2 separate regions of the Homo sapiens genome follow, and region 1 is linked to region 2. The links are chromatin loops, found by intact Hi-C in ENCODE. Cell type or tissue: heart left ventricle. All regions are shown on one strand. Each heading gives the region's core, and the rest is flanking DNA. Links, peaks and the distances in the headings are about the cores only. Region 1 holds the start of SLC60A1 (solute carrier family 60 member 1). Region 2 has its middle 10 kb from the start of TRK-TTT8-1.

Evidence for each region. Hi-C counts contacts between places; a loop is a spot of excess contacts. Peaks named below come from ENCODE experiments on the same cell type or tissue, not always from the same donor. Only the 100,000 strongest peaks of a DNase experiment are listed, where the experiment ranks them.
Region 1: it touches region 2 in a loop (2.4-fold over the local background); 1 of 110 quality-filtered maps calls a loop at or near these places.

Annotation. Positions count from the first base shown.
Region 1 is chr1:205,564,673-205,575,880 of GRCh38, forward strand. It overlaps SLC60A1 (solute carrier family 60 member 1), which reads left to right and starts at 4,342. Exons shown (of 10, transcript NM_181644.5): 1 at 4,342-4,627. The coding sequence starts at 4,398. SLC60A1-AS1 (SLC60A1 antisense RNA 1) reads right to left here and starts at 4,633. Exons shown (of 4, transcript NR_152721.1): 1 at 4,457-4,633. It also overlaps the pseudogene RNU2-19P. RefSeq lists enhancers at 4,623-5,172, 5,173-5,721. In heart left ventricle, for the core only: a CTCF peak has its summit at 4,603 (motif pointing left); no DNase peak of the experiment used is centred there; H3K4me3 peaks cover 1,479 bases; H3K27me3 peaks cover 2,574 bases.
Region 2 is chr1:205,478,096-205,490,352 of GRCh38, forward strand. No RefSeq gene overlaps it. Among named protein-coding and RNA genes, the nearest start is that of TRK-TTT8-1, 10 kb to the left of the region's middle. RefSeq lists a silencer at 2,944-3,003 and an enhancer at 3,179-3,779. In heart left ventricle, for the core only: CTCF peaks have their summits at 7,592 (motif pointing left) and 10,194 (motif pointing right); DNase peaks (open chromatin) are centred at 7,536 and 10,187; H3K27me3 peaks cover 3,106 bases.

The DNA of each region.
Region 1 (11,208 bases), core at 1,231-9,230, 85 kb after region 2:
TTTCTTCTGTGTGTTTCCATGACATAGATTACCTACAGATGGTCCAAGATCTGCAGGTGATTTATTGCTTCTCAACTTCCAGGTATAAAGCATAGGAGTTCAGCTGAGTGCAGTGGCTCACGCCTGTAATCCCAGCACTGTAGGAGGCTGAGATGGGCAGATCACCATGGGCCAACATGGTGAAACCCTGTCTGTACTAAAAATACAAAAATTAGCCAGGTGTGGTGGCGTGCACCTGTAATCCCAGCTACTTGGAAGGCTGAGGCAAGAGAATCACTTTAAACTGGGAGGCAGAGGTTGCAGTGAGCTGAGATTGCGCCATTGCACTCCAGCCTGGGTGACAGAGCTACATTCCATCTCAAATAATAATAATAATAATAATAATAATAATAATAATAATAATAAATGAATAAATAAAAGGCCGGGTGTGGTGGCTCACGCCTGTAATCCCAGCACTTTGGGAGGTCGAGGTGGGCAGATCATGAGGTCAGGAGATCGAGACCATCCTGGCTAACATAGTGAAACCCCGTCTCTACTAAAACTACAAAAAAAATTAGCCGAGCGTGGTGGTGGGTGCCTGTAGTCCCAGCTACTCGGCAGGCTGAGGCAAGAGAATGACGTGAACCCGGGAGGCGGAGCTTGCAGTGAGCCAAGATGATGCCACTGCACTCCAGCCTGGGCAAGAGAGCAAGACTCCGTCTCAAAAAAAAAAAAAAAACACAAGAGTTCAGTGTAGTATAAACACCTCTCACCAAGGAGTCAGAAATCCAGGCACCCAGTGATGAACCAATCCTGTGGTCCTTGCCTTGGAAGGGCGGCACTAAACAGAATCAGCACTAGGATAGTTTGGGAGCCCCAAGGAGGGAGCCTAGGAAGGTCAGAAAAAGGCTTCTGGAGAGCCAACCCTTGAGGCAATTAATAGATTTCAGGCTCCAAGAGCTTGAGAACCCTTTACTCCCACAGATCCTTTATTCCAATTAATGTAACCTTTCCATATTTGGGAGTCTCAGATCACTTTCCTTGGCTTGTGACGGTGGGGGATAATTCCCTTCTAATTTATAAGGGGGGAAATCAGAGAGTAGTTAAAGAAGGATCCAAGGTTTTGCCCTTCAAATTTAAGAATAACCACAAGGTGCCCAACTAAGAACAGACATGTGAATACACAGCACAAAGGAAAGACTGGATAGCGTCTGCCCTTGGGGAACTTGTAAGTGGGAGATAAGACATGTAAATGTAAAGCCAAAAGTAATTGTATAATTTTTGTGCAAACAATTCACCTCACCAGCTATTTGTCCAGGACTTGCTATCTGCAAGGCATTCTTTTATGTGAGGCACATGAGAAGGGGTGGAGTTAGAACACAGGTAAATATACTCCCAGCCCTTAGGAACTCATGATTTAACTGGCTCCCGTAAGGGGCTGGAGGAACAGTCCGTGGAATGTAATACCTGGCCTTGTGAAGATAGGGTAGCAGTACAGGAGTGGATGAGAGTCTTGCTGGAAATAAGAATTTAATAGAATTAATTCATCTGGGAAAGATGCCTAGAGGAGGTGGACAGTGTGTGATGCTGGAAAACAGAAGGGACAGAGAAAGGGATGAAGAAAGCAAAAATAAGCAAAACGTTTTCACATATAGACTTGGCTTTCAGACCCCACTCAAAAGTCACCTCTTCCATGAAGCCTTCCCAGGCAGAATTAGACACTTAGCTCTCCAGGCCCTCAAACCACCCCATTACAGAAGGTACCTCACTGCTGCACAGTTGGCCCCCTGTCTCTGTGGGTTCTGCATTTGTAAATTCAACCAACTGCAAATCGAAAATATTTGGGAAAAAAATTCATCTGTACTGAACATGTACAGACTTTTTTCTTGTCGTTATTCCCTAAACAATACAGTATAACAACTATTTACATAGCATTTACAGTGTATTAGGTATTATAAGTAATCCAGAGATGATTTAAAGTATACAGGCCTATGGATGTAGGTTATATGCAAATACTATGCCATTTTATATCAGGGACTTGAGCACCTTCAGATATTGGTATCTATCGTTTCTCAGCCTTTTGGCAAGACCAAGTGTAGTATCTGTTCTTATCAGATATTGGTATCTGCAGGCACTCCTGGAACCAATCCCCCCACGGGATATGGGATATGGAGAGACAACTGTAACTTGTTTCCATATCTGCTTATCTCAACCAGAGGACCTTGTACAGTACCAGAACCCAATAGGTCTTTGACTATGAAGAGGCTGAGTACTGTATTCACGGTGGAATGCCTCCCTTTATTTTTACTTACTTTTTATTTTTACTTTTTACCATTTTAATCAAGTATAACTTACACACAAAAATGCACAAATCTTAAATCTACAGACCAATAAGTTTTTACATATATTTACACCTGTGTAACTACCACCTAGATCAAGCTTCAGAATGCTTCCAGCATCCCAGGCACTGGGGGCTACCTCATTGTGGCAGGGTCATTTGTTACTGTGGCTAGAGGAGCTGAGCCAGCAAGGTGCTGTAGTTGGGGAACGCCATTTAGGGAAATTATGGAAGGATTTCAGGTGTTTGGGCTAGAGAAGCAAAATCATTAGGGCAAGGTCATTTTGGGTGTGAAGGACTTACATGACAGAGCAATTAGATTTGTTCTGTGTGGGGCCGTGGGGAGCAGTTACAGGGCGAAGCATTTCAATTTTGCCTAAGACCATTTCTACAACCAGAGCTCATCCACACTGCAAGCAGAGCCCCTAGGAATATGCAAGGTCCCCAGCACTAGAGGTGTCAGTCAAGAACAGGACTGGCAAGCATTCAAAGGCAGTTATGGGGAGGGGATAGGGGACTCAATTGGAGGCTATTCCTTCCAATTCTGAGCTTCTATGGTTCCTGGAGTTCTGTGATAGTGGCAGAGAAGACTCAGTCAAAAACTTGTGGTTATGATTTGTTTGGTGTTTTTTCTTTTTTTTTCCCCCAGAGGGTAGCTTTTCAGTTTATTACAATTACTGTGCAGGCCCCCCATCATCACTATCGAATAAGTACTTGTCATTACCCACAGAGTGATGAGCCAGAGGGACCCTGGGGCTCCCCCTTCTCTGGGGCTCACTGTCCAAGAAGGGATAGGGCAGATGCAGGGGTGCGGCTATGAGATGGGACCAGTACCTGCAAGAGAAATTGGTTGCCCCACCTCATGCCAAGTTGTCTTGGGGACACCCGCCCACATACCTCCTCAGTCTTTTCAGCCCTGGTCCCCCTGGTGGGCCAGTGGAAATGATGTCATGGCTCCTGTCATTACCAGAAGACCTGGGCAGAGGGGACACCGCAGGGCCTTACTGTTCTGCCTCCAGGGGCCAGATCCTGGCTCCCTTAGGAGCGGGAACACACAGAACCCACCAGCCAGCCCGAGGCCACCTAATGAAGGGACAGCCTAGGTCAGCTGCAGGCTCCTCGAAGGACACCCAGTCTAGAGAATAATCAACCCCTACTCACTGCCAGGGATTTATCCATGGAAGAAAGAATTTTCCCCAGAACTCTTTTTAAATTTTTTTTTCTAGGAGATTATTTCAGAATTCCTCCCGGGGTTCCTCCAGGACGCGGCCCTTCCCTCTCTGCCCTCCTCCAACTAGTTAGAAGGAGAGAGAGAGAGTCAGCATAGACCAGCGTCATCCTCCTCCTTCCCGCACCTGGCCAGGTGGGGAGGAGGGCCTCATCTCAGGCCCTTCCAGGGAGCTTAGTGTGAGGAAGATGTTGAGTTTCTAGGGTTCTCCTTCTAAAGGGCAATGTGATTAACCTCTTGGGGTTCTAATGAAAGCCATGCACGAATACTCTCCCAAGGAGAAACATATGTACAACAAGATTTTGCCTTCTGTTCTGGGGGAAAGGGGGGTGCCGTTAGACCCTCGAAGTCCATCTGTGAAGCGCCTAGGTTTAAAGGGGTCCGGGTTTCCTCCACTGCCACAGCCCGGGTGCGGGGAGAGGGCCCCTAGCCTTATCCGGAGATACAGGATGTCTCGGGCTCTCCATCTGCCGGGCTCTAAAATGGGCGCTCGGTCCCTGGGGGCTGCATCCGGAGGCTGGGGGGACTGGTCGAGGGAGAGCGGGCGGGGGGCAGCGCGGCTCCCGGTTGGTCTCCGCAGCCGGGGGAGGGCGAGCATGTGCGCTCGGGTAGGAGGGGGAGGCCGGCGCCTGGCACCGCACGGGGAAGGCGCGGGAGCGGACGCACTGCCCACCCGCCGCAGAGGCGCCCCCGCCGCCGCCCGGGCCCAAGGGCGGGGCCCCTCGCTGGGGCGGCCCCTCCCCGCCCCTCCCTCCCCGCCGCGGGCCTCCCCAGCCCGGCCGGCCCTCCCGCGGGCGGCACTCGGGCACCGGGCTCGCCGGGACCAGATCCGCGAGCCCGTCAGCCTGCGCCATGGGCTGCGACGGCCGCGTGTCGGGGCTGCTCCGCCGCAACCTGCAGCCCACGCTCACCTACTGGAGCGTCTTCTTCAGCTTCGGCCTGTGCATCGCCTTCCTGGGGCCCACGCTGCTGGACCTGCGCTGTCAGACGCACAGCTCGCTGCCCCAGATCTCCTGGGTCTTCTTCTCGCAGCAGCTCTGCCTCCTGCTGGGCAGCGCCCTCGGGGGCGTCTTCAAAAGGACGTGAGTGCCGCGCCCGTGCGCCCCCGCCCCGCGGCCCCCGGCACCCACCCTCGCCGGGCCGACCCTTCCCTCCCGCCCCGCGACCCGGCCTCTCCCCCGGCCCCGTGGGGCTGCCCGTCGCCCCCGCCTCCCGGCCGCGACCACCCCTCCCAGCTCCATCTTGGCCGAAGAGCTGCCTCCCTCCCTCCCTCCCTCCCCCGCAGCTCTCCCTGGAAAACTCTCTCCAGAGACTGAAGGTGACTTCTGGCTTATTTATTTGTCATCACTCATCCCTGTGAGAGGATAAAACCAGTTCCCACCTGCTTCCCCCACCCACCGCCCCGTGGGGAGAGGAGTGATAGAGTTTGCAGAGGTGGGGAGGGTGCCCCTCTTACACAGCTCCTCTGGGGTTTGTCAGTAGCCCCGGCTGCCGGGGGCGGGATTGGCAGTGAGGTGGAAGGACCGTGGGAGGGCCAGCTCTGTGGCGGTGCAGGGTGCTGGAGGTGGCCTGCGGCTTGACTGATTCCCAGGGCCAGGCTCCACTGTAGGCAGCTCCACATCAGCTAACACAGGCTGTCCCTTCCCCCGGGTAGCCACGGGGTTTAGTGGGTTCTGTGTAGCCCTCCTCCTGAGGCAGCCAGAACATGGTTCCTGCATGGGCCCCCGAGACACACAGGACCTCACCGTTAAGGCCAGGTTGGGAGGGGCAGGGCACTTTACCCATAGCTTGGTAAGGTGACTCTCCAGCCCTGGTGCCAAGGTTCCCCTCCACTCCCCACCCACCTCATCCTACTCCTGCTGGGCCTCTGCCCCACGACAGGGCTCTGGACTCTCCCTGGCACCACCCCCAGAAATCCCCCTTTGACACTATTGCAGAGCCTTATTCTCTCGGCTTAAATTGGACAGGGCCACCTCCGGGCTCCCTTGTGGAAAGACAGCCAGATTCACTCTCCCAGTGCAGCATGGAAAACAGAGACCCATAATAGAATAGGGAATAGATGACTTGCAAGCCAGAGGCTGCTGCTTGATTTCCCCAGTCCCAGCTCCTGGCTGAGTGGTTTCCTAGATCCCATGGACTCAGTCGAGCAAGCAGCCGGCCTGGAGAAAAAACCGCAGTTGGGCTATCCCAGAGAAACCTCTGGAGGGGCCGTTCTGGGCTGTGGTCATGCCCTTTGGCTTAACGCCTACAGGTGTTCGTGAGGGCAGGTGTTTCCATCCACCTTGCTTCCAGAGCTGGTGGAAGGAGCACAGGTGTCAGTACAGATGGACCCCACTTTAAGCCTTAAAAACATGACCAATTTTGGAAGCGATTATCCCCATTTTCCCCAAATCTTCTTGTAAACCAAATTATTCTCTTCTTAAAAAGCAAGTCTCCTTGTGTACACCAGTGTTTTGTGGGTGTGGTACAGGATTGGAATATACAGAAGATTCAGAAAATCTTAAGGACAAGCTCAAGATTCATTCTGCCTAGAGGTTTAATTAGAAACTAAGATAAAGTATCTGTGGCTAGCACAGGTTTTTTGGTTTTAAGTACTTTGACTTACAAAAGCTCCTTTACCTGGAACTTTTAAAGAAAATATGTAGTGCAAAGAACACGGAGGGGAAGGAGGATAATTTGAAATGACAGGTTGGCAGGGCAGGGTTTGTGAAGCCAGCAGAGATGCACACCCACCCAGCTGGGCCATCTCTTCCTGGGTAGTTTTGTATCTTCCTCAGCACTGCTTACCCAACAGGGGGCTCTGAACAGGCAGCAGAGAGAACCCTGCAGCAGGAACTGGCTCACAGAAGAGAAAAAAAATCATGGTAACAATGATAACTAACTTTATTCTGCACTTACTGTGTGCCAGGCACTATTCATAGTACTTCACATGTATCAGCCCATTTAATCTTCACAACCACCTTGCGAAGTAGTACTGTTATCTCCATTTTATGCATAAGGAAGTGGAGGCACAGAGAGGTTAAGAAACTTGGCCCACATCACATGGTTGTTAAGAAGAGGCCTAGACAGAATTTGAACCCAGGTGTTGTCTCTAAGACAGATACTTAGGCAATCCCTCTTGCTTTGTGAGTCATCAGTGTAAACTCTGCAGATCAGGCACAGGTTTGGGATGAGTAGCCCTAAGGATGCTCATGGGCTGGGTATTCCTGAGCTCTGACAACTTCTGGGAATGTAATGGTGGCCCTCTGGGGCTTCCTGCTGGGATCTTTTTGGGGTGGGGTAGATCCTATCAGTGGTTGAGGTTTAAATTCTGAACCTCAGTCCTCCCACCCCCAAGACAAAATGCCATGAAGAACTCTTTCCTTTGGTTAAGAGCAAAGCAGATATACAGTGGAAACAGAGGGATGTCCAGGGGTGGCCTTGAGTGTAGGCGACAGTCTCCCACCACCTTGCTGACTCTGGGCAGCTCTCATCACAGTCTCCCATCCCCCCAGCCAGAAGCTCCACCAGCCCTGCAACAAAGCTTTAAAGCTGGATTCTGTGGGACCATGTCTCAGTTAAAATGCAATACCCCTGCAAGCAAGTGCTTTGCAGCTTAAGTGATTACCAGCTAACGCTCTCACTTGGTTTATACTTGTGAGTGGGGGATTGCTTTAACAAATCTGTGAGAGCCAGCTGTTGCGGGGGAGTGGGGGAAAGTTTAGGATGACACATGGGAGAGGATAGTTGGGGGCAGTGTCTTTCTCGTGGGTTCCTACTCAGGTCCTGCCTACTGCTGGGCCCAGACTGAGGGCACAGGCAGAATGGGGCTTGTGGATGCCTCCATAGGGATGTGCTTTGGGAGGACTACGTGTGGAAGGTGGAGAGCCTTGGCTATTGGAGTGGGTGCAGGGGAAGACTTGAGCTCAGGGCAGCACCAGCTTGCTCACTCTCTCAGAGAAAAACAAAAAGCCACCTGGTTGGCAAGGGTGTGTAGGTGTGTGCTTTGTCAGGCAGGAAAGGGGAAGGGGTATTTAGATTAAAGGTTAGGATTTTTCCTGGTTTCTTGGGGATCTGTCTAACCGCCCTAGGGAATTAGGAGACCCCTTTATCTCGAAGGCGTCAGCATAGGTAAACAACTTTCAGAGCTTCCCCAGGCTTCTCCCAGCCTCACCTTGGCCTCTCCCCTGCCCATGCTTTCTTAACAGAGGGTTTGTCAGAGGATCTGTTGAGTTCTTCCTCTCTTTGACCTATTCACTTTTCTCTTTTTGTTCCTTTTTTCCCCCTCAAATTCCTCCTAATCTGCAAGTCCTACCCTGCCCCAGACCTAGCTATGACTCCCTCCTGGCCATTGCACCAAACCCTGTCTTCCATACACCAGTTGCCCAGGCCACCCCTAGATATGCTGGCCCCCTCCAGTCCCTGGAACACAGGACAAACCAGCTTCTCCCCTTGAGCTGGGCTGTGGTTGGTCTCCCATCCAGAAAGCCTCTGCCTCTCCCTCCAGCACCTTGTCTACCAGTCAGCATGCAACAAACCTGTGCCAAAAGCCTACTGAGCGTCCAGTACCAGACATTGTCCTTGTTTTAAAAATCAGTCTCAACATGGGGCTATCATAGGGTCCCAACTCCCAGGTATGATCCCCAAAGAATTGAAAATGTATGTCCACACACTAAACCTGTACGTGGATGTTCATAGCAGCATTATTCATCCGAGTCAAAAAGTAGAAACAAACCAAATGTCCATCAGCGGATGGATGGACAAACAAAAACGTGGTTTATCCAGCCAGGTGTGGTGGTGGATGCCTTGTTGTTCCAGCTACCTGAGAGGCTGAGGTGGGACGCTCGCTTGAGCCCAGGAGTTCAAAGACAACCTGGGCAGCACAGTGAGACTCCAGTGTCAAAACCAAACAAAACAAAAATGTGGTATATTGGCCGGGCACATTGGCTCACTCCTATGATCCCAGCACTTTGGGAGGCTGAGGCGGGTAGATCACCTGAGGTCAGGAGTCCAAGACCAGCCTGGCCAACATGGTGAAACCCCATCTCTACTAAAAAAAAAACAAAAACAAAAATTAGCTAGGCACAGTGGTACGTGCCTGTAATCCCAGCTACTCGGGAGGCTGAGGCAGGAGAATCGCTTGAACCAGGAGGCGGAGGTTGCAGTTAGCCGAGATTGTGCCATTGCACTCCAGCTTGGGTGACAAGAGCGAAACTCTGTCTCAAAAAAAGAAAAAAAAAAAGTGGTATATCCATGCAACGGAATATCACTCAGCCATAAAAAGGAATGAGATACTGACACATGCTATACCATGGATGATCTGGAAAACATTATGCTAAGTGAAAGAAGACAGACACAAGAGATCACATATCATTTAATTTATGTAAAAGTTCAGAATAAGGAAATCTGCAGATACAGAAACTAAATTAGTAGTTGCCTAGGGCTAAGGGTAAGGTGTGGAGATGAATGGGGAGTGACTACTAATGAATATAAGATTTCTTTTTTATTTTTATTTTTTGAGACATAGTCTTGTTCTTTTGCCCAAGCTGCAGTGAGGTGGTACGATCTCATCTCACTGCAAACCCTGCCTCCCGGGTTCAAGCAATTCTCATGCCTCAGGCCTCCCTAGAAGCTGAGATTACAGGCATGCGCTGCCACACCCAGCTAATTTTTGTATTTTTAGTGGAGACAGGTTTCACCGTGTTGGCCAGGCTGCCCTCGAACTCCTGACCTCAAGCAGTCCGCCTACCTTGGCCTCCCAAAGTGCTGGGATTACAGGTGTGAGCCACTGCGCCTGGCCTGGATATAAGATTTCTTTTTGGGGTGACAGAAATGCTCTAAAGGTAGATTGTAGTGATGGTTTTACAACTCCAAATATTCTAAAAACCATTGAATTGTACGCTTAAATATGTGAATTTTATAGTATGTAATTTATATATCAATTTTTTTTAAGTTAAAAAAACCTCAAAGCCAGGTTCGGTGGCTCACACCTGTAATTCCAGCACTTTGGGAGGCCAAGGTGGGAGGACCACTTGAGGGCAGGAGTTCAAGACCAGCCTGGGCAACACAGTGAGACCTTGTCTCAAAAAAAATTTTAAATTAGCTGGGCATGGTGGTGCACACCTATAGTCCCAGCTACTCAGGAGGCAGAAGTGGGAGGGTCACTTGAGCCTGGAGGTTGAGGCTGTCGTGAGCCATGATTGCATCACTGCACTCCCACCTGAGCAACAGAGCAAGACCCTATCTCAAAAACCAAAACAAAAATCTCAAAACTTATACCATCCATTAATTCACTCATTCAACAAATACCTCTTGAGCCGGATCCTGTTTTAAGGGTGACTACAACAGACAAAGTAAAAGTCGCTGCACTCTTGGAGCCCACACTGTGGAGAATTTTACATTGTGAAATGAAGGAAATCAAGCAGGGTAGCATGGAGAGTGGCACATTTTGGGGGCCACTTAGCTAGGTGATCAAGGAAGCCCTTTCTGGGGAGATGATATTAAAGCTGACTCTTGCGCGACAGGAGAGAGCCAGGCGTGCAAAGAATTGAGGGAGAGGTGTTCCAAGTGAACAGACTGCAAGTTCAAGCTCAACCAACATCTAAGGAGCACGCCCTGTGTGCCTAGCACCATGGTGGGCCCCAGGGGATGCCATCATGCACAAGTTGCAGCTCCCAACCTCAGAGTCTAACAGGGTGGTCCTGCCGTAGCTTGGAATCTCCCCAAAGACCAGTTTGTCTGCCCCTCCCTTTGGATCTCTCCAGCTTTAACATGGGGCCCTTAACAACTGAGGTGTCAGTGTGAAGGCTGGGGTGACCAAGTTAGAGGGGGGCCTTTTTATCCCTGGCCTTGCCCTCAGTCTCAGCTGCCCCTTCCCCATCAGCCTGGCCTGAGATAGAGTCACCAGCCTGCCCTAGCTCCCAGGGGGTCCCTTGTCTACTGGTTTCTTGTCCCAGGTCCCCAAACCATCTCCTTCTGGGCTGCTGCCCCTTTTGGGGTGGATAGGGGCTAGGGACACTTCCATCCGTGACTCTTCCACATTTCTGCTCCCTGCCCTTCTCCCCTGGTCCTTCGAGGAAGGAGATTTTCCAGGCTGGGAGGGGAGAGGTGGGAGGAAGATGTCCTAAGCATCCCTGCTGGGCAGAGGGATCACCTGGGACAAACATGTGAAGAGAATGTCGATGCCATCAGGCCCTACCCAGGGTGGCATGGGGGCTGGGCTTCAGCAGCATTCTTCCCCACCCCTGGGGTGGCAGGCAGGAATGGGCTGCCTGGCATCTTACTGCTCAGGCCCTTCCCCTGTTTCAGAGCCAACTATTCCCTCCTCTTTTCACAGAACCAGGAAGGCAAGAACAGGTGCTCAAGGCAAGGCCAGGTCAAAGTGATCATGTATGCCCTGTGGGTAAGGCAGAGCATGGGGCTGAAGGGGGCAGCAGCAGCTCAAGGTCACCCAGCAACAGGGGCTGGGCAGGCAGCTCCAGCAGAGCCACAGCTCACCTGGGGGAGAACTCAGGCTCCTTCCTCTTCCCTCTCCCACTTAGACCTTCTGTGTGGAGCCATTAATAAGTAACTTGGTCATTTCTGAGACTTCCTGAAGTAGGTTTTCCAGACTGTCCAGGCTATATCTTGGGTCTCTCTGGGCCTTGGGGAAAGTGAGGCTCTTTCTCTAATTGGCCTGAATTAA
Region 2 (12,257 bases), core at 2,609-10,608:
CAGGCACTGTGCCAGGCCCTGGGGATACCAAGATGAATGAGGAAGCTAGAGGGTACTGCCCACAAGGACTCAGGAGAGCAGAGCAAGTAACACAGAACGCAATGTAGTAAAAGCAAGGGCATTGTTCATAAAACAGAGCTAATCACACGCAGGCACTGCTGTAAGCACTTTATGTACATTAGGTCATGTAGTTGCACAGCTCCATGGTGGAGGTCTCATTACAAATACGGAAGCTGAGGCTCAGAGAGGTGAGGACATTTGTCCAGGGCCACCCAACTACTACAGGGTCGAGGTAGGATTCAAACCCAGGCTGTCCAGCTGTCCAGCTCGAGCCTAGCTTTTATTTATTTATCTATTTATTTATTTGAGACTGAGTCTCACTCTATCACCCAGGCTGGAGTGCAGTGGTGCTATCTTGGCTCACTGCAACCTCCGCCTCCTGGGTTCAAGTGATTCTCGTGCCTTAGCCTCCAGAGTAGCTGGGATTACAGGCATGCACCACCACACCCGGCTAATTATTGTATTTTTCAGTAGAGGCAGGGTTTCTCCATGTTGGCCAGGCTGGTCTCAAACTCCTGACCTCAATTGATCTGCCTGTCAAGGCTAGCTTTTAAACAATGTTAGATTGCTTCCAGATGAACCCAGGAGGAAGAAGCTCAGAGGGCATCTCTGAGCTGCCTGGAGAGGTAGTGAGGGATCACCGGGCAGCTGGCTTTCTCTTCCCAGAGGCATTGAACTGATTTAAATATGGCTCTAAACACAGTGAGCTGGCAGGGGCCTTGGGGCCTCATGATATTAAGCCCTTAATGGTGTGAAGCCCTTCCAGGTACTAAAGGGCAGCAATGTTGGCCCTTGGCATGGGAGGGCAGGGAGGGAGGAGGGCCATGGTGCCAAGAATCTGTAACCACAAGACACCATGTCTCAAAAAAAAAAATTTTTTTTGAGACAGGGTCTTGCTCTGTTGCCCAGGCTGGAGTGCAGTGGCACAGTCTTGGCCCACTGCAGCCTCAAACTCCTGGGCTTAAGCTGTCCTTCCACCTCAGCCTCCCGAGTAGCTGGGACTACAGGTGTGTGCCACCATGCCAGGCTAATTTTTTAATTTTTTGCAGAAGTGGGGTCTTGCTATGTTGCCCAGGCTGGTCTCGAACTCTGGGTTCAAGCAATCCTCCCACCTTACCCTCCCAAAGTGCTGGGATGACAGAAGTGAGCTACTCCTGGCTAAGACACCCTGTCTTTGGTGCCAATATCACCACATGAGCAGAGGGCAGTCCTGGGGGTCCCAATGAGGCCTCTCCACCATTTATTTTATTCATTCCATTATAGTCCATACTTGCTTGATCACCACACTTATTTCATTGCCTGTCTATCTCCTAAGTCTCCAAGTTCCCCCATGAGCCATCACACCTGGGCAGGGCATGAATGTTAACATGTATCCCCAGGACCATGGTGATGGGGAGGGGGGTGGGGTGGTGGGGGGTGGGGGGGCAGGGTGAAGCTTCATTCATAAGCACCCTCACTCCTCACTACAAACTCTCAGAGAGTTCTGAGAACTCTCCAGGAACAATGTTGCAACCATTCGTTCCACACATATTTATCAAGGGCCTCCTGTGTACCACGCAGGATTTAGGCACCAGGAACCCAGATCCGCCCTCAAGGACCTCTAGTGCAGCAGGGGAGACAGAGAAGAAAGCAGGCAGCCACGTGCTAGGGAGAGCCAAGCCACGGGGGAGACCAGTGGCTCTTGGGGGTGGACTGATGACTGCAGGGTGAAGTTATCCCTTTGAGGGGCCCAGACACTGAGCTGAGAAATGGCACAATTGCTAGAGAGAGAATTACAAGAAAAGCTGAGCTGTGGATACAAACGTGTGAGACAGAGAGGGGCAGGAGAAGAAGCCAGGCTGGCAGGGGTAGGGGGGTAATAATTCCAGTTCTAACTGCTTCTACACAGAAAAACTCATTCAATCCTCGCAACAAGTTTATGAGGCAGGTACTCTTAAAATACCGATTTCATAGGTGAGAAAACCATTGGCACAGAGAGGTTCAGTGACTTGCCTCGGACACACAGCTAGAAAGTAACAGGTAGGTTTTTTTTTTTTTTTTGAGACAGAGTCTTGCTCTGTCACCCAGGCTGGAGTGCAGTGGTGTGATCTCAGCTCTTGCAACTTCCACTTCCCGGGTTCAAGCTATTCTCCTGTCTCAGCCTCCAGAGTAGCTAGGATTACAGGCGTGCACCACCACACTGGGCTAATTTTTTGTATTTTTAGTAGAGGTGGAGTTTTACCAAGTTGGCCAGGCTGATCTCGAACTCCTGACCTCAAGTGATCTGCCTGCCTCGGCCTCCCAAAATGCAGGGATTACAGGTGTGAGCCACTGCGCCCAGCCACAGATAGGATTTGAACCCAGGAAATCCGGCTCCAGCATCTGTGCTTCTAACCACCATACTGCACGGCTGTGGCAAGCAGGAGTCAAACCATAGACATCCTTTTGGTCATACTAAGGAGCCTAAAATGCTCTCCCAGGGGATGCGGAGACCCTGGAAGTTTGAACGGGAAAGAGGGATGAGGCTGGAGGCCGCATGGAGGATGGGTTTCAGGGGTGAGGCGCGAGGGCAGCCAGGAGGCTGTTGCTGCAGCCAGGTGAGAAGAGGTCCAAGGCAGCGGTGGGAGAGGGCAGGATGAATTTGAGAAAAACCAAGAAGGTAAACTTGGCAAAATGTGTGACTGGCAGGAAATGAAAGCTTGTGAAGAGGGAGGTGTGAAGAGGGGCTTTCCGATCTCTGGCTGGGTGCTTGGGGGAGGGTGCGCCACCGGCCAGGCCACCGAACACAGGAGAAAGGCTGTCGGAGTGACGCTGAGTTGAGGTTGGGGTGTGTTGTCTTGGAAGTATTTGCGGGACGCCCAGGTGGAGGTGCACAGCAGTCAGTAGAACCCCACAGCCCTGCTGCTACACCAAACCCATCTTCTCCCCACCCACCCTGCCCCCTCCCCCAGCCCCATCTTCCTCACCCCCCTCCTCCCTCCATTCTAGAGCCACCAGACTCCTGGAAAGCCCCAGTGCTTCCTCTGGGTTCCCAAGTCCTTGCACCTGTGTGGCACCAGGGCCTCCTCCCTGAAGCAACAGTTCGCCTCCCGTGGAGTGGGCATCGCAGATCCGCTCCCATTTCCGGCCTGCCCTTAATGTCCTCAGATGCTGGGATGGGAGTTTTCTAGTCTGTTTTCCCCTGGCAGCAGTGGGGACTTGATCTCCCTCCACGTCGTGTGGCCACAGCCTGTGACTCCATCCCCGTTAAGTGAACCAACACCGAATTGAGGAAGATCCCGTGCCGACCTGCACACTGATCTGTTGCAAGTCTGCTCATCAGGGTTCCTAGAGGGCAGCCACCTGGGCTGTGGCAGGGAAAGAACTGGGTGTGTAGGGGAATCAGGAAGGGGGATTTGTGGCAGACAGAGCTTGGGATGAGATGGGACCCAGGGTGCCTGGGAGAGACCTCTCACCAGAGGTTAGGAATCTAGATGCTAACCCTGGCCCTGCTACTGTGCTGCTGTGTGACCTTGGGCATGTTACCCAACTGCATGCATCTCCTCTGTCATACTCAGGCTCAACAGCATAGCCTGGCAGCCGGACATGTGGGCTGTCGACCTCCCTGTGTCACCTTCCTGCAGGGCGGCCTCTCTGCCATCAGGAGAGGGGAAGCCCACAGAGCCACAGTGAGCAGTGCTGGAGGGGTGGGCGCTTGGCAGAAAGCCCAGCAAGGTGTTTTAGCAGCAACAGGACAATAGAGCGGCTTAGCACCGGGAGCTTATTCTGCTTATTTTCCCATCTGTGTGTCGGGACATGCCAGGGCTGGGTGTCTACATTTCGGTAAGCCTCTTGCTACAATAGCATTCTCAGCAGCTTCAGTCACTTAGACCACAGTGGTAATCCGCTCAGGAAGAGCCCAGCCCTCGCCGCAGCAGCCCGGGGGGCCGTATTTGGGGCAGGACGCCCGTCTGCCTCTGCAGCCACTCCTATTGCCTGCCTGCCTCTCTTTCCTTGTCCAGTGTGTCACCTTCAGATGCCCTACAGGCCCCCCAACAAGGGTGGGTCAGTGGGAGCACTGATGGGTCCCTCCCAGCTGAAGGGAATTAGGTTAGACATGAGGAAGAACTGTCCCAGTGTTGGGGTGGCAAGTAAAGAGGAAGGTGGTTTCTTTTTCCCTAAACAGTTTTAAAAATATTAGCTATTCTTCTATCTGAGGTACAGTCAGGTGAGTTTGGCCTGGGGGCAGGGAGATGGCCACTGAGCCCCTGGAAAGGAGTTGAGTGGGGCTGGGCTTGGGGGAGGGAGGGCTACAGCAAAGACATGGGTGAGGAGGAGCTCTGGAAATAGCTCCCCCAAGGGGAAACATCTCCCTTTCCTCCTTGAGGTAACTGATCAGACTGGGAGTTCTGAGTCCTGGCTGTAGGGGCTGCCAGATTCTAGAAGCCTCTCTGACCCCCAGGTTCCTTTTCTGTCACACAGTTTTTGAGTAACTATAAAACATCTCTGGGCTGGGTGCGGTGGCTCACGCTTGTAATCCTAGCACTTTGGGAGGCTAAGGCAGGAGGATCGCTTGAACCCAGGAGTTTGAGACCAGCCTGGGCAATATAGCAAGACCCCATCTCTACAAAAATTAAAAAAAATTAGTCAGGCATGGTGGTACATGTCTGTAGTCCCAGCTATTTGGGAGGCTGAGGTGGGAGGATCGCTTGAGCCCGGGACGTCGAGGCTACAGTGAGCCGCGATCAAACCACTACACTCCAGCCTGGGCAACAGAGCAAGACCCTGTTCTCCCTCACCGCTCCCCCTCAGAACCGCTCCCCCTCAGAAAAGTCTCTGATCTGACACTCTCAGCATTTGATACTATTCACCCCTTCTTCCATTTTGAAATGTTCTTCCTTAATTATTGAAAGCAATATTCTTCAGGCTCTCTTGCATCTTCCATAGGAATTAGGAATCTTCTATTTGCAGGAAACAGAAAAGCTCTCTACCTAACAGGCTAAAAAATACAGGACATCTATTCATTCACAAATGGTTCCAGCAAGGACTGATGGAGCAACGCAGGGATGTCACATAGGGCTAGTTCTTTCTTTCTGCCCCTCTGTCTTCCTCAGCCTCATGCTCCCTCCCAGGCTGCTGCTCTTGGTGCCACCTGCCTCTTCCTTCACACAGTGATAGAAAGAGCTTCTTGTCCCAGGGTGTCATTCAAAAGCCCTGTAAGTCTCTGGTTGGCAAGACTTAGGAGACATGTCCCCCTCGAATCAATCATGATACCATGTGCTCCACTCCACAGCCAGAGATCCCTTCTGTCCCCAGAGTTGCCAGGATCTTCCAAATGAAAATAGGAGCTGCTGAGGTGGAGAAGGGGACTGGCCACTGGGGAGACCTCAACACATACCCTTGCCCTGACCCCTCCCACCTCTAGTTCTCTTCCTGCTGGCCTCAGCCTCCCTCTCCACACTGGCTCCCCCTGCATCCAGAGTCCCTCCCCGGCTGCAAGACCATGCCCCTGTGGCTGATTCCCTCCTTATCCACACTGAAGCCCTGACTGTCTTCCAACATCCTGTCCTGTATCTTGATCTGTTCACGAAGCATTTCTACTTGATGTCCTCAAATTAACCCTCATATAAAAAGAACTAATGATCCTTTCCCTGACATCACACGCCCGTCCCCCGACACACACACACACACACACACACACACACACACACACACACACACATTGCTTGACTCTCCAGTTATTCCCATGTTGGGCTGGTCCTTCTCCTTTACCCCCAACATCACATCCTGCAGGACATCCTGGCAGTTCTCCGTTGCGTCTACAGTTAGTTACCTTAAGCCTGGGCCACAGAAACATACTCCCCTAGTCTACAAAAATTAAAAGAAAAATTAGTCTACTCTTCAGTCCCAGACATGCTCCCAGTCTCCTCCTCACTTGGATGTCAGCCTTCCTGAAATGCCACTGCTTCCTGTCCCCCCTCCCTCAAACACCTTCAATGACTCCCCGTCTCTCACATGACCAAATTGACCTCCCTTCGCCTGGCATTTGAAGCTCTCTGAGAACCAGCCTGCTCTAACTTGATGGGCTTCGCTCTGCCGTCTGGTACAGATGTCTGTCTGGTTCACCATATACCTAGAAAGACCCTGAGCGTTCCTGCCTCTTCACTCCCCTGTAGCTTCCCAAAGGTCCCCATGCTCCTGGCAGCCTTCCCTGACCACCACAGCCCCACAATCTCTCTGTCACTGTCTGGGTCAGTTGCCTGGCCCTCAGAGTCACTGCCCAGCCTCCCATTTTTGTGTGTGTAGAACTGTCTGCCTTTGTATTCCCAACTGCATCCAAAGCCCCTTGAGATAAGAGTCGCTGTCCTCAAATGCCCTGGGGGAGCCTGTTCTTGGTAGAAATGAGCTCCTGTGCATGGAAGCACCTTGCACCATTCTGAGTTCTGAGAGGGCAGAAAGGGTGGTTTGGTGTTTTACCAGGGAGGAGGTCAGGAGCAGGACCATTGAAAGAAACTGCAGACATTAGAGCCTCCTCAGGGAGGGTGCGGTTGTTAAGGGCAGCCTGCTTACAGGAGAGAGCCACAACCTGGCATCAGAAGACACCAGCTATGACCAGGCATGGTGGCTCACGCCTGTAACCCCACCACTTTGGGAGGCTGAGGCGGGCGGATCACCTGAGGTCCGGAGTTCCAGACCAACCTGACCAACATGGAGGAACCCAATTGCTACTAAAAATATAAAATTAGCCGTGTGTGGTGGCGCATGCCTGTAATCCCAGCTACTCGGGAGGCTGAGGCAGGAGAATCACTTGAACCCGGGAGGCGGAGGTTGCAGTGAGCCGAGATCAGGCCATTGCACTCCAGCCTGGGCAACAAAAGTGAAACTATGTCTCAAAAAAAAAAAAAAAAAAAAAGGAAGAAGAAGGAGAAGAAGAAGGAGGAAGAGGAGGAGAAGGAGAAGGAGCAGGAGAGGGAGGAGAAGAAGGAGAAGAAGAAGAAGGAGGAGGAGGAGAAGGAGAAGAAGAAGGAGGAGGAGAAGGAGAAGGAGAGGGAGAAGAAGGAGAAGAAGGAGAAGAAGGAGGAGGAGGAGGAGGAGGAGGAGGAGGAGGAGAAGACACCAGCTACGATCCCAGCCACCCTGCTCACCCGCCGTGGGATCTTGGAGAAGTCACTTAGCCTCTCTGAGCTTTGGTTTCCTCACCTCGATGAAGGGGTATCATGTTACCTGCTCTGCCTGCATCCCTGGGCTGTTGGAGGAGCACATAAGGCAATGTGCATGGAAGGGCTTTGCAAAACTCTGCAAATAGACTGGCCAAGGAGTGTGTATCCAGTGGCCTGGCCTCAGTCTGGCCTGCCAGTGGGAGAGGCGAAAGGGCAAGAAGGAAGCCTGGCCCGCCCCCAGCGGGAGGCTGTGCACCCGTCTGGCCCTCAGCAGGCCATGGGGAGAACAGAAGCTGATCAAAGGCCAGGGTTGTAAACAGCAGGGGAGGGCACCTCTCCCCAGGAAGGGGGACCTGCGGACCAGCTCCATCTGACACCCTCCTGGCCGCCAGCAGGGACTTCCTGCCCTCTAGTGGACATAGTTAGGAGGTGCACCCACTTCTGAAGCCTGCGGGCTTCAGAAGCTGGCTGCGGGCTGCCTGGCCTAACAGCAGCAAGATCTACAGATTGCAGAACGCCATCTGGCACCAACAACTGTGGCATGAACTTTGTTATCTTTTGGAATTCTCAACAACCTTTCAAGGTTTGCATTATTATTCTCATCTTACAGAGGTGGATCCTAAGGCTTAGAGGGTATGGAATCACTCAAAGCCATAATGTTGGGGCTGGGCTTCCTCTCCACACCAGAGTGTGTGTGGAGTGGGGGTCTGAGTCCCTCTAGGCCAGGTCTCATGGAGCCGGGGGTGTGGAGGATGTGGGCTCATTGTCAAGAAAGCCAGGCACGGTGGCTGATGCCTATAATCCCAGCACTTTGAGAGGCGAGGCCGAGGCAGGAGGATCGCTTATGCCCAGGAGTTCGAGACCAGCCTGGGCAACATAGTGAGGCCCCATCTCAAAATAAAAAAAAAAGAGAAAAAAGAAAGAAAGAAAAGAAAATCAGGACAGCTGGTGTTCTGACAAAGGCCTCCTGAAAACCCACCCCCTTCCCCTCTGTCTCTGTCTGCAGCTTGAACTTCCCTTCCAACATGGGGGCCAAACCTGTGGCCCATGACCCTTATCCTCTGAGGTAGGGTTGGCAAGCTTTTCTGTAAAGGGTGGGATAATAAACATTTTAAGCTTTGTGGGCCCTGTGGTTTCTGTTGCAGCTACTCAACTCTGCCGTTGTAGCAGGAAGCAGTCACAGACAATGCATAAGTGAATGAGCACGGCAGCGTTCCAATAAAACTTTATTTATAGACACTAGAATTCCAGTTTTTATAAATTGTCATGTGTCATGAAAGATTGTTTTTCTTTTTGGATTTTTTTTTCAGCCGTGTAAGAAAGTAAAAACCATTCTTAGCTTTCAGGCGGTCCAAAAACAGAGGCAGGCAGTGATTTCCCGATCCCTGCCCTAAGATGCAGGAGTCCATCTCTGAAGTATTGATACTTCAGCTCCTCTCGTGTGACTGTTTCAAGTCCCTTTCCCTTGTTCCATTTCTTCTTCCAGTGCCCTCTGTGATGCCAGAACCCAAGGTCCTGCCCTCAACTCTCTGTCCTCCCTTCCAGGGGACTTTTCATTCCATTGTCACAGTCGGCCGCAGGAAGTGCCAGCACATGCCCCTTTGCCCTCACTCCTCAGCCACAAAGACTTTTCCGACCACCGACGGTCACCCATCCTTCAGCTTGCCTCACACCTCACCTCAACATCTGTGTGTTTTAAGAGCCATTTGCTCTTAAAACAGTGGCTCACACCTGTAACCCCAACACTTTGGGAGGCCAAGGCAGGTGGATCACCTGAGGTCAGGAGTTCAAGACCAGCCTGGCCAACATGGCGAAACCCCATCTCTACTAAAAATACAAAAAAAAATTAGCCAGGCCTGGTGGTGGACGCCTGTAACGCCAGCTACTTGGGAGGCTGAGGCATGAGAATCGCTTGAACCTGGGAGGCGGAGGTTGCAGTGAGCCAGGGTTGTGCCATTGCACTCCAGCCTGGGTAACAGAGTGAGACTCTGTCTCAGAAAAAAAAAAAAGAAAGAAAAAAAGAGCTATTTGCCTTCTGCAAACCCGCAGAACAGACATGGCACGCTAGAGAAAGCAGACTTGTTTTGCCACCGCTCTAACTTGGATCTAAATCCTGACTCTCCCACCAGCCAGCATGTGATCTTTATCCTTTCCCTCTCTGGGCACTCATTGTGTCCATGTTTCATGCTAGTGTTGGAGAAGCAGTGTGGTGCTGTGATGTGAGCACTGAGTAAGTATCCAGGTGCCCCGGGGTCTGGTTCCAGCTCTGCGTTTTGTAGCCCTGTGACTTGAGGGAAGTTACAGGTACTGGAGGGCTCGAGCCATTTGCATTTGCATCAGGATAGACCTGGATCTCTAAAGAGATCAACATTTGGGGCCTGGCACAGTGGCTCATGCCTGTAAACCCAGCACGTTGGGAGGCCGAGGCAGGTGGATCCATTGAGGTCAGGAGTTTGAGACTAGCCTGGCCAACATGGTGAAACCCTGTATCTACTAAAAAATACAAAAATTAGCCGGGCGTGGTGGCACGCACCTGTAACCCCAGCTACTTGGGAGGCTGAGGCACAAGAATCACTCGAACCTGGGAGGTGGATGTTGCAGTGAGCCGAGATCGCACCACTGCACTTCAACCTGGGCAACAGAGCGAGACTCTTAAAAACAGAGAGAGATAAACATTTGGGAATCAACAGAGTATAGATCAGGGTTATCCAATCTTTTTGCTTCCCTGGGCTACATTGGAAGAAGAACTGTCTTGGGCTACATAGAAAATATACTAACAATAGCTGATGAGGTTTTAAAAATCTCATAATGTTTTAAGAAAGCCTATGAATTTGTATTAGGCCACATTCAAAGCCATCCTGGGCCACATGCAGCCCACCGGCTGCAGGCTGGACTAGCTTGCTATAGGTGGTCACGTAGCTGTGGCGAGGATGTCATCATCCAGAGAGAAGTTGAGTACCAGGGACAGAGTCCTGAAATACGCACACAGGGTCAGTCTTAACCTTTGGTGGCCAGGAGGTGGCAGTATATGCCACTAAGGGGTGTTCTGAGGGGCAGGAAAGGGGCACTCAGGAGAGAGAAGCAGATCTCCCAAACTTCAGATTTACTTCCTAGTTGGGCAGTGGTGCCTGGCACCTAGGTGGTGTGGGGAGTGAGGGATGAGGTAGATGGAGATGAATCAGACGGAAGTAGAACTATGTGTAGCTTTCAACTAAAAACTCACTGGAGGCTAGGCTCTGCGGCTCGCACCTGTAATCCCAGCAATTTGGGAGGCTGAGATGGGCAGACCGCCTGAGTCTAGGTGTTCAAGACCTGCCTGAGCGACATGGTGAGACCATGTCTCTACAAAATTTTTTTTTTAAATTAGCCAGGTGTGGTGGTGTGCACCTGTGTTCCCAGCTACTTGGGACTTGGGAGGCTGAGGCAGGAGGATCACTTGAGCCCAGGAGGGTGAGGTTGCAGTGAGCCGTGTTCATACCACTGCACTCCAGCCTGGGCAACAGAACAAGATCTCCTGTCTCCAAACAAAAGCAAAAACAAAAACCTCACTGGATGGGGATCAAGATGTTACATTGCGAGAAGCACTTAACTAGGAGCCCAAAGGGTAGGGTATCTAGGTTCAAATCCCAGTTCTACTGTTTACTAGCTGTGTAGGCTTGGGCAATCTATCTAACCTGTCTGTGTTTCCATTTCTTTGACTATAAAATAGGGGTAATGATAGTATCTATCTCCAACGGTTGTGTGAATATTAGATTAGTTGATATAAGAAAAGTTTTTAGAACAGCACTTGGCACATATAATGTGCTTATAAATACTAGCTACTAATATTATTATCTTTTAAATCATCCCTGAATGGGAAACCCTCCAAGTCCCTCTTTCCTATGAAGAGGCCCCAAGATCTAAGTCTGGGACTCAGAAAGGTACCAGTCACGTAAGATCAGCTGTTGGGAGAAGGGTCCTGGCAGACACGTACCACACCATGCCATTCCAGGAACCTCAGACTTCAGAGGCCATGCCAATGGAAGGGTAGGGTCAGAGCCACATACCTCCTTACCTTGATGTTCTTTTTACCTGACTAGGGTTTAACACCTCAGTGTCCAGGAGGAACTGGATCTAGAATAAATCTAAATGTGTGTATGTGTGTGTGTGTGTGTGTGTGTGTGTGTGTGGTGCAGGTGGACAGGGGTGAAGTCTCTCTTCTTCCCTCACCCCTCCAGTTTGTCCCTGATCCTGAAGTCAAATGGTGAAGTGGAAAGACCCCTGGGCTGGGCATTAGGTTACCCATGTTCCAGTCCTGGCTCTGTGACTTTGGGCAACTTACTTTCCCTCTCTGACCTCAATTTCTCAAAGGTCTCTTCTAGCTGAGATATTTCATAATCTTTGAGTCAGCCTATGATTCTCCTCCCCAAGTCCTGCAGCTGCACCTCAGCCTCCTCTTCCACTGTCCTCTCCCTCATCACCACCCCCCAACTCCAGTGTCCTTGCAAAAGGCTGCTAGACCTAGAAATGGCTTAAATCGTCTTTTGAGAGACAGAGAGAGAAAGAAAGAGAAGACAGACAGCCTCCCGATTTTCATTTCCCCTATAGCGATGCTTCTCAGGGGTCAGTGGATGGGTCAAAACTGCCAATTTAGCAAACGCCTGGGCCCCTGGGAATAGGAGTCTGAGAACAGGTAAGGGGCAGGCACTGTGGAGGTCAGATGTTTCCACGCAGGCTGTAGTGGAGGGAGGTGGTGGGCTGAGCTCCAGCTCCTGGAACGCCTCCCAAGGTGATCATTTCCTGACATTGCTGCTCAGAGCTCTGTGTCTGCCCCGGCCTACAGCCCTCACCCTAGTGGGCGGGGAGGGGCCACAGCACACTGCTGGGCCCCGGTGGAAGATGTGAGTCCCTGGGAGCTGGGGGCCTCCAACCTTGTGAGGCATTTAGTATCTTGCTGTTGGGCTGGTGGCATCAGGGAGACCACCCTTCATTGCCAGAAACCAGGGCTCAAGATTCTCCCTCAAAAGTCCCTCTCCTCAGAACAAGCAGGGGTATGATCTGCTTTCATCTCCCTGGAGGTGCTGGGGGCCGAAGGAGAGT